Regions from separate parts of the Homo sapiens genome. Here region 2 is linked to region 1. Evidence: read pairs that join two places in POLR2A ChIA-PET (ENCODE). Cell type or tissue: endothelial cell of umbilical vein. All regions are shown on one strand.

Region 1 (8,000 bases):
TCCAGCCAGGGCAACGGACCAAGATTGCATCTCAGAAAATAAATAAATAAATAAATTTATTTATTTTCATATTTCAGGCATTTGTTTATTTACTGGCTATTATAACTAACACATCTTTGTGTATGGTTCCCAAAATATTCACCTAGCATACTACTTTTTTTTTTTAAGGAAAATTGTGGCATCAGACATTTTTCATGGCTTTTATTATTTCTTATCAAAGAAGAAATTTTCTACCTAAATTTCTAAATTTCATATAATAAAACCTATAAGTCTCCATCACCTAATCTTAATAAAGACTCATCCACATTAAGATAAGTGGAACATAGCCATGAAAACATAAGATTTATTTTTTATATGCTATTATGTCCTGCTTTATTACATAAAAGGAACTCAATCCGTTGATTTGGTAATTTTTTTCAGTCTCATTTCACATATTCCTTAAAAACCGTAAAAGAAAGGAACTATAAAGAATGTCCTTTTCAGGCCGGGTGCTCGTGCCTGTAATCCCAGCACTTTGGGAGGCTGAGGTGGGCGGATCACCTGAGGTCAGGAGTTTGAGACCAGCCTGACCAACACAGAGAAACCCCGTCTCTACTAAAAATACAAAATTAGCCAGGCATGGTGGCACATGCCTGTAATCCCAGCTACTTGGGAGGCTGAGGCAGGAGAATTGCTTGAACCCGGGAGGTGGAGGTTGTGGGGAGGTGGAGGTTGCGGTGAGCTGAGATTGTGCCATTGCACTCCAGCCTGAGCAACAAGAGCGAAACTCTGTCTCAAAAAAAAAAAAAAAAAAAAGAATCTCCTCTTCGAAACCCCAAAGAAGGTAGCCTTCAATAATGCTGATTAACTAGAGTGTATTTGACAATAGATAGCTTCCTCAAAATCTAAGAAAATTGAGGGCACAGTGGCTCACACCTGTAATCCCAGCATTTTGGGAGGCCAAGGTGGGAGGATCACTTGAGACTAAGAGTTCGAGACCAGCCTAAGCAACATGGTGAGACGCCCCAATCTCTACAAAATAAAAAGAAAATTGATTTTCTACAGTGTTTAGAAAACTTTTCCTTCTTTTTTTTAATCAAGAAAATCATTTTTAAATAGAAACCTTTCCCCCTGTCCTGTGCCCACCAGTGTTCCTTTTCTTCCATAAACACAAACTTTCCACCACAACAATCCTACAACACCTACAACACCCACAACACCCAACACTTCACTTCCACCATCTCCCAAAAAGTGTATGGGTATTTTTTTGTTTGTTTGTCTCTGGGTTTGTGCGTGTATGTGCCGGTGCACTTTAGGCTAATCTATGCTGCATAAACCACAAAGTTCCAAAAGCAGTGAGAACATCAGAGCTGGAAAAATCACAGTAGCCAGATGTGTCTGCCGTGAACTCACCATGTAAATTTGATTAAGAAAAAAACTAATGGAAAAAAAGGAAAACATAAGATGCCTAAGTAGAAATCTGACTTCTAGTGAACTTTCAGCATGTCTTTCCAAGTGCTTTAAGCAACCCAGGGCTTCGATATCCCTTAGCTATTTTATTTGCTCTTGATACAATGCTAAGCCTCTTTGTATACTTCCTAGAGAGAACAGCAAGCCAACTTAGCAAACTGAGCACAGACAAGATTTTCCATCTTGTCTTGAAAAGTATGCCCTGAAAAGAAAAAAAAAAAAAAACACACATGTGTTTATAATTTGAAGTACAGCTCGAGACACAGACCTGGAGGACTTAGACTCTGGGCTGGTGGATGGCACATCTTCAAAGGGGTAAGTAAGTGCGTGTGTGTGCATGTGTGTATATGTAACTTTAAAAATTTCCTATAGTATTGAAAATACACTCTAGTTGCACTTTACCAAAAGTTTCTGAATTGGCTAGGGTTCGCAGGCTGGTGAAGTTGTTATAGTCTTTATTTTTTCCTGTACTGTCAGGAAGGATACTAGCATCTCAGGTCAGGGTCTCATTCCAACAAAAAGCCTCATTAGTGTGTGACAGCAGCTCAGCACACCATGGTTTATGATCACTAGGATTATCACCAAAAAGGCAAAAAAAAAAAGAAAGGAAAAAAGCATGACACTTTCTTTTGGTAAAAACATTTTAAAATATGGAGCTACTTTAAGTTGTTGCATGTTTTCAGTATTTGTCTGCTGAGGAATGGGAAAATCTAACACTTCACTACTTGCAGAGGGGAAAATGTTCTTCACTTAGAACTCAGAAGTGTGACTGCTCTTCACAAACTCCCTCTGTGAATGACCTGACAGTCACAAGCTTGCTCCTCTTCATCTTCTCACAATTGCTGTCCGAGGTTAAATGTTATTTTTTGGTACCACACCAGCTAGTTTCACAATTTGTAAGCAAAAGTGCCCAAACAAATATAAGTTGCAGTAACCATGGTTGGGTCTTCCTGAAGGAGGAATGGAATGGCTTTCTAACAGAGCATATCAAAGGATCTTCCTCTGATTACACAGGAGCCAGAAAGGGGAGGAAAAATGAGGCAACTGGCTAACAATAATAGCTATAACAATACAAGTGCTGGCAGCTTACTATACATCAGGTACCAAGACATGGACTACCTAAATACTCAAAACAACGTTATCAGATAGGTACTATCATTATCACCATTTTACAGATAAGGAAAATGAGACTCAGAGGTTAAATAACCCAATACATAAACGTCTAAATTAAGAGAAACTCAGTTCTGACTTCAAGTTCTTCCAAAACAGTCCCCACCCTCCATCCCACTTCCATGCCCACTTCGCCACCACTCTAACCAAGGACTAAGATCTGCAGCAGGCTTCATTTTCTCAAGCCCATTGTTTTATACATTATAACAGAGCCTGTGTAGGCAGTCTATTTTTTTCCCTCTTTTGTTTCCCTCTTATTCTCTTTTTTAAAATTTTAGTAAGTATTAATAGTAAGGAAGGCCCACAACCTACTTAAAACATACAAACTTCTGGCTGGGTGCAGTGGCTCACGCCTGTAATCCCAGCACTTTGGGAGGCTGAGATGGGCGGATTGCCTGAGGTCAGGAGTTCGAGACCACCCTGGCCAACATGGTGAAACCCCATCTCTACTAAAAATACAAAAATTAGCTGGGTGTGGTGGCGGGCGCCTGTAATCCCAGCTACTCCAGAGGCTGAGGCAGGATAATTGCTTGAACCTGGGAGGTGGAGGTTGCAGTGAGCCAAGTCTAAAGTCCCCCAAGGTCGTCTTTTCTTCTTCCATTTATTGCATATGTCTGGGAATTCAGGCTTAAAGGCCATTACTCTGCTCAGACAGAATCCAAATTGGTAAAGCCTGATTTGGCAAATACAAAAACTAAAATTTTAGTTTTAAGCTAGACGAAACTGGAGATGGCTATTTGAATTAAAGTGCAAAAAAAAAAAAAAAAAAAAAAAAAAAAAAAAAAAAACCATATTTTTGCAATTTTCCCCTTCAGAGCTTATTTCATTTTACTTAGACTCAGTGTTCAACAAATCTGCCAACCTGCAGAAAGAATCCTCTGTTTTTACAAAGTCACTCACTCCAGGATGACTAAGTAATGGGTCTTTCCTCTTGCAATAAAAATATGGTTTGATTTACAAGTCGCATTACAGGAATACATCTAAAGCTCTTTTTGTTGTTGTTTTTGTTGTTGAGACGGAGTCTCGCTCTGTCGCCCAGGCTGGAGTGCAGTGGCGCAATCTCGGCTCACTGCAAGCTCCGCCTCCCGGGTTCACGCCATTCTCCTGCCTCAGCCTCCCGAGCAGCTGGGACTACAGGCGCCCGCCACCACACCCAGCTAATTTTTTGCATTTTTAGTAGAGACGGGGTTTCACCGTGTTAGCCATCACGGTCTCGATCTCCTGACCTCGTGATCCTCCCACCTCGGTCTCCCAAAGTGCTGGGATTACAGGTGTGAGCCACCGCGCCCGGCATCTAAAGCTCTTATAAAAAATAAGGTGTCTAGTGATAAGAAGTTTCTCCTGGGAGAGGTAACTTAAACATTTCCACCAGAGGGCACTATCCTCACTGAAGGTAATGAATACATTGTTCCTAATTTAAAACACTTTGCAATCTAACCAGCCCAAAATAAATCATTTTTATTCTAGAAAGCACTTATAAAGAACAGTTAAATTGTCTTAAAATATAACATGCTATAGTTAAATAAAATATAAAATATTTTTTGCCATAAAAATAATGATAATAAACATATATTTTAGCTTACTATGTGGCAATCATAGTTCTAAGCACTTTGCATATATAAACTCGTAAGTTCCTCATATATTAATAATCCCCATTGTACATATGATGAAATCAAAGCACAGACAAATAACTTAAGGGTCACCAAACTAGTAACTACAGAGCCAGGATTCAAATTCTGGCAGTCAGACACCCAAGTCCATGTACCTAACCTACAGAAACATACAGGGACCAAATACAAGATTTGTTTCTGAATGTAGTTAACTATGCCACTGATTATATCACGGCTCTAGAAATAAATAAAATTAGTTATAAAAGGTACTATTCTATCATCTGATAGTAATGCTATTAACTGTATTTTGACATCCTTTTCACATGTATATAAATGCCTTGCATTAAAGAAGACCTATCACTTTAGTTCACTTATTTGACAGCTACATTCCATTGAAAAGTACCAAAGTTCTAGATTTAAGAAGAAGGAAGAGTGGGAGGAGAAGAATCTGCTCTTTTCTTTTTCTAGTTTTTAAGAGTTGGGGGTCTCACTATGTTGCCCAGGCTGGCCTCAAACTCCTATGCCCAAGAGATCCTCCCACCTCAGAGCCTTCCAAGTAGCTGGGACTACAGGGATGCACCTCTACACCCAGCTCTGCTCTTTTTATTTTTATATGTTTAAAGATATATAATAAAGACTATGAACCACAGGCAGAGTTATGGCTTGAAATGAAATAGTCTGAGTAAATCATTTATTATTCTGACTGTATTGAGACTCTCTAAATTAAGTCCTGGTCTTTGGAACTTACTTGGCATTCCAAGTTGTATTTCCATCCTTCAGACACATCTGTGATTCTCCATAAGCTAGAAACACACTTTGCAATGGGCAAATACACAAATATTGTTGGAAAAACCCCAGAATGTGCGTCTTGAGAAATTCACTGCCTTATTAGAAATCTGGAAACTGCTGGGTGCCGGGTCTCACGCCTGTAGTCCCAGCGCTTTGGGAGGCTGAGGCAAGCGGATCGCCAGGGGTCAGGAGTTCGGGACCAACTTGGCCAACATGGTGAAATCCCGTCTCTACTAAAAATACAAAAATTAGCTGGGCGTGATGATACATGCACATAGTCCCAGCTACTGGGGAAGCTGAGGCATGAGAATTGCTTGAACCAGGAGGCAGAGGTTGCAGTGAGCTGAGATCGTGCCACTGCACTCCAGCCCGGATGACAGGGTGAGCCTCTTTCTCAAAATAATAATAATAATAATAATAATAATAATAATAACAAAAATTAAATAAAAATAGAAATCTGGAAACTAAGGTATTTTACTGAGCTACAGGTAAATTTGTTTCAGAATGTTCAGATTACAACTTCTTTAGATATACTTTACTAGTGCAATTGGACTTTGTGTGTGTGTGTGCATATGCATGCATGTATGCACATACAGGCAGACTCACATGTGCCTTCAATATCTAGTTCCAAGCATTCAAGCTTCTTTTAATTAGTCCACTTCCTACATATCGCACAAATTTTAAAAATTAAGGAGAATGCATAAAAGAACATGACAAAGGATATCCACTCCAGTATTTGTATGCTAGCAACACACTAGTAACAACCTAAATATCTACCAGATAGGAGTTAGTTAAATAAACTAATTATAGCATATTAATATAGTAGACTAATAGGCAAATTTTTAAAAGAATGAAGCAGCTCTATATGTATGGACAGGCAGGTGAAAAAAGCAAGATACAGAACAGTGGTTATGATATGCTAACCTTAGTATGATTAAACATACACACACACACAACTAGAAACACTGGTTGGCTCCAGGAAACAAACTTGGGGACTGAGGAAAGGGAGATTGGAGGAAGTGTTTGAATTTTTTTTTCTTTTCTTTTTTTTTTTTTTTTTTTTTTGTAAACTGGGTTCATGAAAGATTTTTTTCCGATTATAATTGATTACAAAGTTAAAGTTAAAACTTTAATAATCAGTTTTTAGAATTTTCGATGAAAATTAAATGGTTAAACAAACTGTAAAAACCAGTCTAATGCCACCTAATTTGGGGTCTCTTTACTACAGTGGCATCTGATTTCTACACGAGCTCCTGTATATTTGGGACAAAATAACTCACTGGAGGCTTTGGTTTACCACTGCTGGTACCAGAACTGGTTGCATTTTCTTTGATCTGCCCTTTAGATAAGGAACTCCACAGAGGTTGTTCCATGTCATTTGCTTTTTGGAAACTGTACATCTGCAAGCTTTAAAGCAGTAGGTTCAGACTTCCTGGAAGAACTGACACTTGAAGCTGACTAGGGTCTACTTGAGTTCATACTCACTTTGGCTAAGCCACAGTATGAGGGAAGGGTGTCCAGGAATAACGCTTCCATTTTTATCTTGTTCATTCCTGAAAATCCAACAGGAGATTCTTTTCACTCCCTAAAATTAACTGTTCTGTGTATAAAGCATATCTGGATATCTGATCTTAAATGGAAATGTTATCTGAAAATGGCACCAACTTTTCTAAAACTTTAAAATTGGCCCTTTTTTATTTTTAGCCCTGGGGGAGAAGGAAGGGAATGATTACCAAAAAAGCTGACTGGTTCCGTTGCTGCAGTGTATTAATTCACTGGTGATTATCTCTAGTGGGGATAATTTTAGCAGAAAATATTCTCTTCTCAAGTCTAAAATCGCACTTATTAAGTATTGTAAATGAAGTAAAAAGTGAGCCATATTATCCCACGGCAGGTATGGGGAGAAGCCACCTGCAGGTTATGTAATGGTTAACTCCCTTCTAAAATCAGACTAGCCTGCTCTCCAGCTCTGCTCTCCACAAGCTGCAAGACTTTCGGAAAGTTTCTTCATGTATAAACTGGAGAGCCTGCTACTTTTTGCAGGGGTTTTGGAAGGCTTTCATAAGGTAAGGCATGGAAGCACTTGGCATGCTATCTGACACATGTTATGCAGCAATTATGAAAAAAAAAGGAAAAAAGGGAAATAAGGATAGGGATTTGAGACTAGAATTGTACCTGTAGGCAGTCGCCAGGAGCCAAAGTCACCCAAAGCGTGTATGTGTCCTACTTGCCTCAGGCTAGATGAAGACAGGAGGCCTAACTGATTTTTCTACCCCAATTAAGGCCATTGGAGGGAAGGTCAGAACTGTAGTTTAAAACTGAGGCAGCAGTATCATGAGTTGGTGGTAAAGAGACCAAGTAAAGAAGAAAAAGCCGGCAGAAGGGTAACACGGTATTGCAGCCAAGAAGAAGGAGCAAACACCGTCTGGGTGCATGAAGAGACATAGAAACAGCCAGAACCACTTATGAGCCCCGCCACCCCTTGATTGAACACCATTTCTTCAGCTTGGAGTCAAAGCTTGGGGCTCCACCAGGCACAGTGGTTCATGCCTGTTATCGCAGCACTTTGGGAGACTGAGGTGTTAGGATTGTTTGAGCCCACGAGTTCAACACCAGCCTGGGCAACAAAGGGAGACCCCAACTCTACAAAAAAAAAATATCTTTTTTAATTTTAAAAAAGCTTGAGGCTTACCGAGATTTGGCTGGGATACTGCCATGGACCTCTGAGGCACTGGTGTGGAACTGACGGCAGGGTGGAGGTTCATATGATTCAGAGGCTGATTCATCGCCTTCCTAGGGTCTTGCCATGTGGTGATTTTTTCTATGTGACTAAAAGAAGGAAAACAATTAATTATCTTTTTAATTGTCAGCATCATTATCATCATCACCAACAACAGCATAATAGTTAATGACACTAATTCTTCCCTTAGGATCTGCTTGAGTGGTTGATAGATTGTGCTTGGTTTCATCCAAGGACATACT
Region 2 (8,000 bases), 230 kb after region 1:
TATTCTTTGACCCAACGATTTAATTTCTAGAACTTTATTTTTACAAATATTTATATGCTTATTTGCAAAATGATATAGGTGTAACATTATTCATTGCAGAGTTGTTTGTAATAGCAAAAGATTAGAAACACCTTTCATGTCCATCAATAGGGAACTGATTAAACAAATTATTTTTCATTCATACAAGACTATACAGCTATTGAAAAGAACAAAGAAGTTTTTTCTGTACCACTATTTAAAAATCTTTAAGGTATATCATTTTGTGAAAAAAGCAAGGTATAAAATACAGTGTGCAGTACATTGCCATTTGTGGAAAAAAAGGGAAAAATCATATCTATATCTATATATATGGATATAAATCTGTTTTGTGCATATACCTCAAAATCTCTGGAAATACATTCAGAAAACTGGAAAATTTGGCGCCTGTGGGGAGGAGACTTAAGCGTCAAGGGTGAGGACAATATTTTTCATCGCATTATATTTTTCTTTTAAATAGATTTTATTTTTATTTTTATTTTATTTTTTAGAGTAGTGTTAGGTTCACAGCAAAATTGGGTGGAAAGTACAGAGAGTTCCCATATGCTCCCTCCCTCCACATATGACAGTATTCTTCACTATCAAAATCCTGAACCAGAATGGTTCATTTTTTTACAAATGGTGAACATAGATTGATACATCATTATCACCCAAAGTCTGTAGTTTACACTAGGGTGTTGTACAGCACTCTTGGTGCTGTATATTTTATGGGCTTTGACAAATGCATAATGACCTGTATCCACCATTATAGTATCAGAGAGGGTAGTTTCACTGCCCTAAAAATCCTCTGTGTTCTGTTTATTCATCCCCCATTTCCTTCACCTGTCCCCCAATCCTGGCAATGAAGAACATCTTGGTTGCTTCCAAGTTTTGGAAATTATAAATAAAACTGGCATAAATATCTGTATACAGGTTTTTGTTTGGATATAAGTTTCAACTCCTTTGAAGAAACACCAAGGATCATGACTGGGGGATCATACGGTAAGAGTATGTTTAGTTTTGTAAGAAACTGCCAAACTGTCTTCTGGAGTGACTATACCATTTTGCATTACCACCAGTAATGAATGAGAGTTCAGTTCCTGTTTCTCCACATCCTCACCAGGGCTTAATACAGTGTTTGTTATTATCTTTTTATTCTTTTTAAATTTTGAACCATGTGAATGCATTAAATGAAATAAAATGAAAAAAAAAATAAAGAGTCCAACTTACAGCCCTTCCAAGAAGCCTTCTTGATGTCACCAGGGAAGTTGACTTGTTTTCTCTATTCCCCTGCTGCATCATACATTCTTTAACTACAGGATCTTTTATACTGCATCAATTTATTGTGTCAGTGACAGCCTCCTCCACTAGACTGTGAGCTTCCTGATGGTGGGGCAGTGTCTTATTCTCCTTTGTATCCCCAGTGGCCTAGCCCAGAGCCTCACAATGAATGAATAGACAAGCTAGATTAATATCATTAAAAATTGCCTTGTAACAATAAAATGACAGGTAGACTTGAAAAACTCATAGCAGTTTAGAGACAGCTTAAAATGATAAGGATTACACTTGATTCTCTCAGTTGCAATTTAGGAACAGCTTTCCTTAGCATCTAGAGGCCCTTTTTGAGTTATTTTTCTTTTTCCAAGAGTGGTAAAACTAAGTTAGTTAGCCTACTGGGGACCTCCTACATGCAATGGAACATGCTAGGTCTTTGGAAGATTTGGTCCTAGATATGATCTTAAGGGATTTGCTATGAGTAGGAAAGATGACAGATGTCCAAAACACCTGGACCAGGGACTGTATTATAGGATGAAGTATAAGAAAGGTGTGAATAAAACAGAAGGTATGGAGGTGAAGACACACTTGATCTGAGATAAGATATATTGTTAATTCATTTATTCATTCAATACATGCACACTGTAGGAAAGTTGTGGTATCCTTCTTCATCCATCATAAGGGTCATGGCCAACACTCCTATAACAAAGACAGATTAATAAGAGAAAAGCATAGCAAATGTATTTAATCAAAGTTTTAGTGACATGGGGAACTTCAGAAATGAAGATTCAAAGACCCAGGGAAAACTGACCATTTTAATGCTTAGATTTGATGAAGAATGAACAGCCATGTAGAAATGAAATTGGACAAAGGGGTATAATCTAATGGTAATTGACTGAGGGGGAAAACTCAGCAAGGCCTGTCTGTTCATAGTCTTCTTGGCCTGTCTGTGTAGCACCCCTTCCTCCCAGGTATAGGACAGGACCCCTCTGGAATGAGGGTCTTTAAGGGAGAAAGGAGAGAGTCACCTTTCTAGATTTTTTAGCTTACATTAGAGATGAGGAGTTCTAGTTTTTATGTCCTGCCTTGGAGAAGAGGAATTCTGGTTTCTTTGACTCCCTTCAGGGGAGGAGGAAGTGTGGGAAACCAGAGGGCAGGAGAAGGTCGAGAGAGACTTTGCTTCTGAGGCTGCTTCTGAGGCCTTCCAGTTTTCTTTAGTTCAAAGTACTCAGTACGCCAAAGTGACATACTTTTGAGTATCATTTTCTAAGCTGAACAGCACTGAGCCCCTAATACGTGTCAGGCACTGTTCTGTGCTGGATTATTGCAGTGAACAAGACATGGAGCTTCCAGTGTAGTGTGTATATGTGTGTATGTGTCTTTGGGGTGGAGAGGAGAGTAAGACTAGGTAGGGAATCGGGGGAGGGCAAATACAATAATTAAGTAACTGATAAATAAGGAAGCTCTGTTTAAAGAGAATGGTCAAATAGTAGGGCTAAACATGGAAAAAGTAAATAATACAAAATAAATGTAATGAATTAGGAAAGGAATTGCTTACTGGGAATAACAGTAGGGAATAATTAGATTTAATGCAGGGAAAACAAATAAATAGCAAGATGACACATAACAAGAGAGAAAGAGAAGGAAAAATAGTGTTACAAGAAGATCTGGATGCACATGAAAAGAAACAGCCATGCCACAACTAGTGACTAATATTTTAGTCCACTGTCCTCTTCTACATTTCAAAAATGGAAATCAGTTTCTTGATTCTTATTTCTGAGTTTAAAGCGTAGCATTCTACCTATTATAGTTTAACTCTTTAGGTTCCTTTAAAAAGCTTTGTCAAATTGTCCTTGTTTGCAGATGACATGATTGTATATTTAGAAAACCCCATCATCTCAGACCAAAATCTCCTTAAGCTGATAAGCAACTTCAGCAAAGTCTCAGGATACAAAATCAATGTGCAAAAATCACAAGCATTCCTATACACCAATAATAGACGAACAGCCAAATCATGAGGAAACTCCCATTCACAACTGCTATTTAAAATACCTAGGAATACCACTTACAAGGGGTGTGAAGGACCTCTTCAAAGAGAACTACAAACCACTGTTCAAGGAAATAAGAGCGGATGCAAACAAATGGAAAAACATTCCATGATCATGGATAGGAAGAATCAATATCATGAAAATGGCCATACTGCCCAAAGTAATTTATAGATTCAATGTTATTCCCATCAAGTTTCCATTGACTTTCTTCACAGAATTAGAAAAAACTACTTTAAATTTCATATGGAACCAAAAAAGAGCCAGTATAGCCAAGACAATCCTAAGCAAAAAGAACAAAGCTGCAGGCATCACACTACCTGACTTCAAACTATACTACAAGGCTACAGTAACCAAAACAGCATGGTACTGGTACCAAAACAGATATATAGACCAATGGAACAGAACAGAGGCCTTAGAAATAACACATCTACAACCATCTGATCTTTGACAAATCGACAAAAACAAGCAATGAGCGAAAGGATTCCCTATTTAATAAATGGTGTTGGGAAAACTGTCTAGCCATATGTGGAAAACTGAAACTGGACCCTTCCCTTACACCTTATACAAAAATTAACTCAAGATGGATTAAAGACTTAAACGTAGCACCTAAAATCATAAAAACACTAGAAGAAAACCTAGGCAATACCATTCAGGACATAGACATGGGCAAAGACTTTATGACTAAAACACCAAAAGCAATGGCAACAAAAGCCAAAATTGACAAATGGGATCTAATTAAACCAAAGAGCTTCTGCACAGCAAAAGAAAATATCATCAGAGTGAACAGGCAACCTACAGAATGGGAGAAAATTTTTGCAATCTATCCATCTGATGAAGGGCTAATATCCAGAATCTACAAGGAACTTAAACAAATTTACAAGAAAAAAACAAACAACCCCATCACAAAGCGGGCAAAGGATATGAACAGACACTTCTCAAAAGAAGACATTTATGTGGCCAACAAACATATGAAAAAAAGCTCATCACTGATCATTAAAGAAATGCAAATCAAAACCACAATAAGTTACTGTCTCATGACAGTTAGAATGGTGATCATTAAAAAGTCAGGAAGCAGCAGATGCTGGAGAGGATGTGAAGAAATAGGAACTCTTTTATACTGTTGGTGGGAGTGTAAATTAGTTCAACCATTGTGGAAGACAGTGTGGCAATTTTTCAAGGATCTAGAACCAGAAATACCATTTGACCCAGCAATTCCATTACTGGGTATATACCCAAAGGGTTATAAATCATTCTACTATAAAGACACATGCACACATATGTTTATTGCAGCACTATTCACAATAGCAAGACTTGGAACCAACCCAAATGCCCATCAATGATAGACTGGATTAAGAAAATGTGGCACATATACACCATGGAATACAATGCAGCCATAAAAAAGGATGAGTTCATGTCCTTTGCAGGGAAATGGATGAAGCTGGAAACCATCATTCTCAGCAAACTAACACAGGAACAGAAAACCCAACACTGCATGTTCTCACTCATAAGTGGGAGTTGAACAATGAGAACACATGGACACAGGGAGGGGAACATTAGGAGATAGCTGGGGGAGGGATAGCACTAGGAGAAATACCTAATGCAGATGATGGGTTGATGGGTGCAGCAAACCACCATGGCACGTGTATACCTATGTAACAAACCTGCACATTCTGCACATGTATCCCAGAACTTAAAGTATGTATATATATAAAGCTTTGAAATAATTACATGCTTATATTGATTTTAAAATATTTTCTGATTTATGACATATTGATACATGGCATACATGTTATTGATATGTACAGAATAACAAGAAGAATTTTATGTTACATGGTAAATAGTATTGTAAATCAATGCTGAATGATTGGTGGTCCTTTATGATACTATTTACCTTAGAAGTATCTGCTTTGGTATTAAAATGTCAATGCTAATGTGTTGAGAAAGAATTGATAGTATCTATTTTTAATATCTAACTATGCTTTTATTATTGTGACTTTTAAAATTTGTCATTGAGTTTTGTTCTTTCTTTCCATCTAAGAAAGCATAAATATGCATTCGAATCATCTGGTGATCCTTTTTATATGTTGTTTCTCACTGAGAAGTTCTAGAGTGGGACCTGGGATTTTCAATTTAATAAACTCCCTGGACCATACTTTGTTTTTTTGTTTGTTTGTTTTTGTTGTTGTTGTTGTTTTTTGAGATGAAGTCTCGCTCTGTCGCACAGGCTGGAGTACAGTGGGACCATCTCAGCTTACTGCAACCTCCACCTCCTGGGTTCAAACAATTCTCCTGCCTCAGCCTCCCAAGTAGCTGGGAACGCAGATGCACACCACCATGCCTGGCTAATTTCTGTATTTTTAGTAGAGATGGAGTTTTGCCATGTTGGCCAGGCCGGTCTTGAATTCCTGAACTCAAGTGATCCGCCTGCTTTGGCTTCCCGAAGTGCTGGGGTTGCAGGCTTGAGCCACCGTGCCCGGCCTCCCTGGACCGTACTTTGAATAGCAAGGAACTAGAAGTTATATGGAGCTTTTAAAAAAAAGTAATTGTAAAGAGAAAGAATTTTTGTCCCAGCTGCCTCCCAATTTAATACAAAGAAAAGCAAAAGAATATTGTCCTTTAAAATTCACCTAAAAATAGTTTCACAAAACAGTGGTTTTAATCTTGCATTATTTGGTTATTACTATTATTTGATATACCTAGTGTCTTTAATTGGATCATCTAAACACATGGCAAATGCAATTGAACAGTTCCCTCATGTCTTTATTTTTGGAAGTGAAAAAACTAGGGGCAGATGCATCTCATTAAATTGCTAAGATCAATAAAGACTTAACTATAACCAAGATGGAAGCTGGGAGAATTTCCAGACATTAGAGCTCATCACTAGATGCAAAGACTCTTTCAAGGAAGTGAAATTGTGCAATTGATAGCCAGAATAAACTCATGCTTGATATAGGAAATAACAAGCAGTAAACAGGAAAGAAATCTACAATTAGGAAAATAAGCAGTATTTAGGAAAATAGCAGTTATAAAACAGTTTATTGTCAACTAAAATCGAACAAACAGTAGGCTAATTGAAGTACTATGTATCATTGTGTTAGTTGGAATGTTTTATATCAATACAGGACTTGTAAATTAAATTATAACTTTAACCACAGTCCCATTTAGTAGAATGAAACACATCATGCTTAGCAGTCTCCTTTCTGCTATCCCATCCCCTATCTTGTGTTTAAATTGTAGAGAAAGCTCTTAAATATTCATCGAAGCCCCACAGATAAGGACGGTGCCTTCTCCGATCTTCTGTGTTCTCATTTTTGTTTAGTATTCCCCATTCTGTGGATTTTCCTTCCCTGCCTTAAGAATGTGTTTAGTCATGCAGTCTGCAGAAGAGTGTTGGGGTCAGGGGTGAGAACTGATCAAATATGAGGTGGCAATAGCTGACAATTAAATCTTTGATGTCTTTCTTTTTTCTGGATCCAAAGAAAAGAATTAATGTAGGCATTTCAGATACCGTTGTAAGGGTTCCGTGTGGAAAAAACTGTGAGGCAGGAACCAAGGATTCTCAAAACCTGCTTGACATATGCTAAAGGCTAGCTTTAAATATATTTTATTTAGTATAGTAGTTTTATTTGAAAGGTGCAAAGGAGGCTTCCTGTAAATTATCAAGCAGTTTTCCTACCTCAGCCTCTCAAAGTGATGGGATTATAGGCATGAGACACTGCACTTAATCCCAGTGTACAGATCTTTTATTACCTCCTTGGTTAAATTCTTTTCTAAGTATTTTATTCTTTTTGATACTATAATAAATTGAATTATTTTTAAATTTTTTTCTTGGATAGTTTATTGTTAATGTATACAAATCCTACCAAACGTTTAAATGTTCATGTTGTATTCTGCAACTTTACTGAATTCATTTATTAGTTCTAACAGTTTCTTGATGTAGTTTTTAGAGTTTTCTATATGTAAGATCATATCATCTGCAAACAAAGACAATTTTACTTCGTCCCTTCCAATTTGTATGTCTTAGATTTCATTTTGTTGCCTAGTTATTCTGACTAGGACTTCCAGTATTATATATTGAAAATAATTGGTGAGAGTGGGTGTATTAGTCGGTTTACGTGCTGCTGATAAAGACATACCTGAGACTGGGAAGAAAAAGAAGTTTAATTGGACTTACAGTTCCGTATGGCTGGGTAGGCCTCAGAATCATGGAGGGAGGCAAAAGACACTTCTTACATGGCAGTGGCAAGAGAAAAATGGGAAAGATACAAAAGCAGAAATCCCTGATAAAACCATCAGATTTCACGAGACTTATTTACTGTCTTGAGAGCAGTATGGGGAAACTGCCCCCATTATTCAAATTGTCTCCCATCGGGTCCCTCCCACAACATGTGGCAATTATGGGAGTACAATTCAAGATGAGATTTGGGTGGGGACACAGAGCCAAACCGTATCAGTGGGCATCCTTGTCTTGTTCTTGTTTTAGAGGAAAAGCTTTCGGTTTTTCACCCTTGAGTTTGATGTTGCTGTGGGCTGGCCATATATGATCTTTATATTGTATTGAGGTATATTACTTCTATACCTAATTTGTCAAGAGTGGATTTTTTAATCACAAAAGGATATTGAATTTTGTTAAATGCTTTTTTCTGTATCAATTGGGATGAT

What was found. ChIA-PET counts read pairs that join two places held together with the same protein. Peaks named below come from ENCODE experiments on the same cell type or tissue, not always from the same donor. Only the 100,000 strongest peaks of a DNase experiment are listed, where the experiment ranks them.
Region 2: POLR2A ChIA-PET joins it to region 1 with 5 read pairs; 3 of 35 experiments call an interaction of 5 or more read pairs at or near these places.

The regions. Positions count from the first base shown.
Region 1 is chr3:149,565,154-149,573,153 of GRCh38, forward strand. WWTR1 (WW domain containing transcription regulator 1) reads right to left here. Exons shown (of 7, transcript NM_015472.6): 3 at 7,711-7,847. Among named protein-coding and RNA genes, the nearest start is that of WWTR1-IT1, 83 kb to the right of the region's middle. In endothelial cell of umbilical vein, a CTCF peak has its summit at 3,985 (motif pointing right); DNase peaks (open chromatin) are centred at 2,311, 3,512, 4,017 and 7,928; H3K27ac peaks cover 985 bases.
Region 2 is chr3:149,795,143-149,803,142 of GRCh38, forward strand. No RefSeq gene overlaps it. Among named protein-coding and RNA genes, the nearest start is that of ANKUB1, 6.6 kb to the left of the region's middle. In endothelial cell of umbilical vein, no CTCF peak of the experiment used is centred here; no DNase peak of the experiment used is centred here.